Regions from separate parts of the Homo sapiens genome. Here region 2 is linked to region 1. Evidence: read pairs that join two places in POLR2A ChIA-PET (ENCODE). Cell type or tissue: PC-9. All regions are shown on one strand. Each heading gives the region's core, and the rest is flanking DNA. Links, peaks and the distances in the headings are about the cores only. Region 1 overlaps TRIM38 (tripartite motif containing 38). Region 2 overlaps RIPOR2 (RHO family interacting cell polarization regulator 2).

The links. Peaks named below come from ENCODE experiments on the same cell type or tissue, not always from the same donor. Only the 100,000 strongest peaks of a DNase experiment are listed, where the experiment ranks them.
Region 2: POLR2A ChIA-PET joins it to region 1 with 6 read pairs; 2 of 35 experiments call an interaction of 5 or more read pairs at or near these places.

What each region holds. Positions count from the first base shown.
Region 1 is chr6:25,969,984-25,972,904 of GRCh38, forward strand. It overlaps TRIM38 (tripartite motif containing 38), which reads left to right. Exons shown (of 8, transcript NM_006355.5): 5 at 1,886-2,116. Among named protein-coding and RNA genes, the nearest start is that of TRIM38, 8.6 kb to the left of the region's middle. RefSeq lists an enhancer at 1,036-2,235. In PC-9, for the core only: no CTCF peak of the experiment used is centred there; a DNase peak (open chromatin) is centred at 1,368; H3K4me3 peaks cover 392 bases; H3K27ac peaks cover 2,428 bases.
Region 2 is chr6:24,925,225-24,928,145 of GRCh38, forward strand. All of the region lies in intron 1 of RIPOR2 (RHO family interacting cell polarization regulator 2), which reads right to left. Among named protein-coding and RNA genes, the nearest start is that of RIPOR2, 9.3 kb to the right of the region's middle. In PC-9, for the core only: no CTCF peak of the experiment used is centred there; DNase peaks (open chromatin) are centred at 617 and 1,067; H3K4me3 peaks cover 590 bases.

The sequences.
Region 1 (2,921 bases), core at 184-2,683:
CTCAGCTCACTGCAATGTCCACCTCCCGGGTTCAAGCAATTCCCCTGCCTCAGCCTCTTGAGTAGCTGGGATTACAGGCATGTGCTACCATGCCTGGCTAATTTTTTGTATTTTAGTAGAGACGGGGTTTCACCATGTTGGCCAGGATGGTCTTGATCTCCTGACCTCGTGATTCACCCACCTCAGCCTCCCAAAGTGCTGGGATTACAGGCGTGAGCCACTGCACCCGGCCTATACTTGATTTATAAGTACATCACAAGTAATGCAACAACCTACACACTTGCAACTACAAACTTTCAGATTATTTCCGTGGCTGACTAACCTCCACATTATCAGAGCCACATTCTTTTATGGAAATATTTAGGTTTGTGCAAAAGTAATTGCGGTCTTTGCCATTAAAGTAAAGGCAAAAACCACAATTACTTTTGCACCAATCTTTATATTTATATAATTCACTAGCTTGCAGTAAAATCCCACAAGCTGATTACCAATTTTCTCTCTTTCAGGAGTCCTCTCTAACCTCTACCCTGATCTTTGTTTGTGGATGTTGCTCTTGAGCTCCTGAGTACACTCTTACTTCCCCCATTTCTAGGATCTTGGGCAATGGGGAAGACCTTGATTGTAACTAACATATATGAAAACCCGTCTATACAAGAGTTAAAGCTGCACCTGTCTCCTACACAAAAATTCCACCTCATCCTAAGTCAAAGACCCTTCTTCTATATCATAGTCATCAAAACACTGTATGAATTTATTTTTATTTTTTAATTTTTATTTTTTTAAGATAAGTAGAGAGTTTATTTGGGCCAAGTTTGAAGACTGCAATCCAAGAACATAGATTCAAATTGCCCTGAATACACACTCCCACTGCATTAATTTAGACAGCACTAATGGAAATTGCAACTTTACATCTCCTCAGATGAGAGTTTCACTTGATTTCTGTCAGTCTTACACATAGGAATGCTTAAGATGACCCTAGGGTAGTAGAACAGTATTTCTCAGTTAACCATAATAAATGCCTGTCACACTCAAAGCTCCCCCTGCCAAGAATTATGGACCCTCTTACCAGCCTGGTTGTCTTAAAATCCAGTCTGGGTGATGTTCATTATAAGCTTTTACTTCAAGAAAATCGCTCCAACTCAGAAATCTAACTTCTTAAATCATAAGTAAAAACCTCTTTTTATCCTTGTAACTGATAAAGTGTTTGAACTTGGCCCTAGTTTCACAATTAAATTATCTAGCACTCCTAACCCAGCTTTCTCCTGTGTCTTGGCTGAAGAACAAGAAAATTAATTGGGTGACTATAAGGAATCTGAGGCAACCTCTTCCACATCTGAGTGCCTGCCTCCCACACATGACTCTGCAGCAGGAAACTGGGGACATTCTTCCAGCTTCAGTGACTCATGAGAAAATAATGTCCCAGTGGCTGATTGTGTGTGTGTGTGTGTTTGTGTGAAAATATATATAACACTTAAGCATTTAACCACTTTTAAGTATATAGTTCAGTAGAATTAAGTGCTTTTACATTGTTACATTGTTGTGCAACCATCACCATTCCCATCTCCAAACTGCAACTCAGTTTCATCTTTCATCTTCTAAACTGAAACTCACTACCCATTAAACAATAACTGTCCATTTTCTGGTCTTGCCAACACCTTGTAACCACTATTTTACTTTCTGTCTCTATGAACTTAACTACTCCAGATGCCTTGTATAAGCAAAGTCTTACAATATTTGCCCTTTTGTTTCTGGCTTATTTTGCTTGAATGTCTTCAAGGCTTGTCATGTAGTAGCGTGTGTCAGACTTTCATTCTTGTTTATCCATTCATCCATAGATGGACATTTGGTTTACTTCCACCTTTTGACCATACTTTCTTGACTCCAGGAGAAGGTACAGATTCAGAGACAAAAAATCCGGTCTGACTTTAAGAATCTCCAGTGTTTCCTACATGAGGAAGAGAAGTCTTATCTCTGGAGGCTGGAGAAAGAAGAACAACAGACTCTGAGTAGACTGAGGGACTATGAGGCTGGTCTGGGGCTGAAGAGCAATGAACTCAAGAGCCACATCCTGGAACTGGAGGAAAAATGTCAGGGCTCAGCCCAGAAATTGCTGCAGGTGAGGCTGTGTACTTGGAGTAGGGAAAAAAGGTATGTTATAGTGCTATTAAAGGAGAATGGTAAGGAAGCATGGGAAGATAAAGTAATGTTTCTTTTAGATGTACATCAGTGCCATCAGGCTGGCCTTCACTAATTTATAGGGTACCTTTATGTCAATTAGAAAAATAAACTTCTGAGGGAACACAGCTTGGCCAAATGAAACCACGGGATAACATTTACCACTGTTTGCCTCCTTGGCCCATGTGCAGAGAACCCTGGTTGTTGACTCTCTCCTGAAATACTCCACTAGGTGACTGATGGGTGATGAAGTGGGGCAGCCAAAATGAGTGATAACCTTTTCCCTGATTTGCTTGTAGAACCCTTGCTCCAGAGCTGTTATGGTACAATCTACAGCTTTATCTGTAGGAAGATAAACATCTGGAGCCATTAATTCTGGTTCTAACTAACAGGATTGGTGACTATACTGTAAGGCTGAGTGTATAGCATGATTGCTTTACCACTGTGTGATACCTGCTACCACCATCTTAGTGGCAGTGGCCCAGTCTCAGGGCTGTGCACAGATTCACCACTAAGGACCTTTATGATAAGTGTTCTCTAATCTGGGCTCACTGTGAAGGAAATCCGATCACCAAAAGCTAGTCCTTACAGAGGGAGCATGGACAAAGCTCCTGGCCCTCAGACTTCAGCAAGGATGAGAATAGATGCAAATGTTGATAAACATCCTGCCATGCTGAATCTCCCAGAAGCTGGTAGGAATTATTCCATCTGGGTATCCATCAATACCTAAGACTGGTGGGAATTAC
Region 2 (2,921 bases), core at 119-2,618, 1.0 Mb before region 1:
TGGTGGGTCATAAAGGCATAAACACCTATCTTTCTGGGTGTATTATCAATATTAGGAAGACTCACGGGGCTATCTGTGTCTACTGCATTGTAGTCCTTGTTGTAAAGGACAAGCTGTGTTGTCTTTTTGCATAGGGCAGATGATGCTTCTGACCCACCATCAGTTGCCTTTCCAGAAGTGTAGAGAATTTAGGTTCAGGCTGGGCGCGGTGGGTCATGCCTGTAATCCCAGCACTTTGGGAAGCCGAGGTGGGTGGATCAGGAGGTCAAGAGATCGAGATCATCCTGGCTAACATGGTGAAACCCCGTCTCTATTAAAAATACAAAAATTAGCTGGGCGTGGTGGCACATGCCTGTAATCCCAACTACTCAGGAGGCTGAGGCAGGAGAATCGCTTGAACCCAGGAGGCGGAGGTTGCAGTGAACCAAGATTGCACCACTGTACTCCAGCCTGGTGACAGAGTGAGACTCCATCTCAAAAAAAAAAAAAAATTTGGTTCATCCATTCTTGGTCTATCCTGCTGCAGCTGGTACTGTTTTCAACCTAACCAACTAATTATGTGCCCTCTCATAACTTTTATGAGTGGCACTCAATAAATATTTGTTAATGAGCTCACAGAGGATTGATTCTATTCACTCTTTCTCTGTCCCATGTACATGTAGTATTATTATGAAGCAACTGAGCTAATGTTTGTCCTGTACATTTGTATAAAATTAATGTTTACACACAAATACACATAAACAGCTTATCTTTTTTTCAGGAAGTTTTACCACTGAAAATATTTTTAAAACAATGGAATCTAAAACAAAAACAAAACACCACTAGAGGGAACATTGTAGAGGCTTCATTTAAAAATCTTAATTGCTGTCCTAAAATACTTAATATATACAACATTAAAGTTTTCAGTGGGTGTTATCTTTAAATTAGAAATGTTTTAACAAATACAGAAAGTTCAGCTTTTCTCAGATTACGTTTTTAAAAGAACTCTGTAAAGTGGTGATGGGGGAGGCAGTGCCTCTGATGTGTTTACCACAAGTAAATATTTACTCAGGAAATAGGTCCTGCATACTGTTAAAGATACGGTTAAAGATATGATTTTCACCTCCAGCATTTCTGGAGGAGGCAAGGGGCCCCTCTACACAATAAAACTGCCATAGTACATGTTTCTCCCTTGGATACCCAGAGAATTTTCAGGCGGAGACCAGATTGATTAAAGCAATAGCACATGGGTAAGTAATCATGTATGTATTCTGTGCCAAGCAATGGGGTTATTCTCAGCCCTGCCTTGGTCACATGGTGGAGATCAGATAGCAATCAGGTTTGCTAATTCATGAGCCAGAGGTACCTCTATATTTTCAGGAAAGTGTTTGAGGTGAGCAGTCGCAATAGCTCTGCTTTAATCAACTGTGTCTTTTATTAAGCCAGCTCTTCCTAACAAAGGCCAGGAATAGAAGAGGGGAATTGTATAGACTTGGGGGGCTGAGACAGCTGAGAAAATCGCCGTTACATAATAACTGATATTTATGTAGTAAACCCTTATGGTTTTCAAGTATATCATACATTATCTCCCTTTAAACGCAGCAGTTTTTTGAGTGGTTAATCATCATCATCATCATCATCATCACCACCAACATCATCATCAGCAGCAGCATCATCAGCATCATCTTCACCATTACCATCATCACCACCACCATCATCATCACCACCACCACCATGATTATTATAATCATCATCTCACTACCACCACCACCACCACCACCACCACAACTACAATCACCACCACCATCACCACCACCACCATGATTATTATAATCATCATCTCACTACCACCACCACCACCACCACCACCACAACTACAATCACCACCACCATCACCACCACCACCATGATTATTATAATCATCATCTCACTACCACCACCACCACCACCACCACCACAACTACAATCACCACCACCATGACCACCACCACAACTACAAGCACCACCACCACCACTACCACCAGCACCACCACAACTACAATCACCACCACCACCACCACCACAGCTACAATCACCACCACCACCACCACCACCACCACCACAACTACAATCACTACCACCATCACCACCACCACCACCATCACCATCATCGTGAATATCATCATCATCACCTCACCACCACTACCATCACCACCACCACCACAACTATAACTATCACCACCATTATCACCACCACCATCATCAACATTATCATCATAATCATCATCACCATAACCACCACTACAACCATCACTACCATCACCATCATAACCAATACCACTACCACCACTATCATCATCATGATTATTATCATCATCACCTTACCACCACCACAATTATTATTATCTCTATAATCGCTACCACCACTATCATCACTACCACCAGTCCAACCACTACCGCCACCACCACCATCATCATCAGTATCATCATAATCATCATCACCATTACCACCACTACAACCACTACTACCATCACCTTTATTATCATCATTTTCACTGGAAAAAGGGAATTGAATCTTCTCAGGGGTTAGGTAATTTGCCTAAAGCCAAACAACTAGTAAGTTGAACTAGGTTTTATGAGTTCAAATATTTTGCTCATTCCACAGCATATATGTTACTTCCCCTCAGTTTGGAAGTCTGGAAGCTAAAAATCAAAGATTTAAAAACAACAATGGCTTCAGAATTTCTGTATGCAAAGTACCCAATACAGCAATATGGTTAGAAAAGGGGTCTGGGCCTTCTCTAGAAGCTGTTTGCAGAGCAACACGTGATTTTTTACTCAGATTGTAGAATGCAGACCACTCAAAACTGCAATGTTTTCTTTAAAAAGCTTTCTATTACGCTTTCTATTAAGATTAAAAATTTTAATTGATTTTTCAGTTTTTAGAGATGCTTGTGGAGATT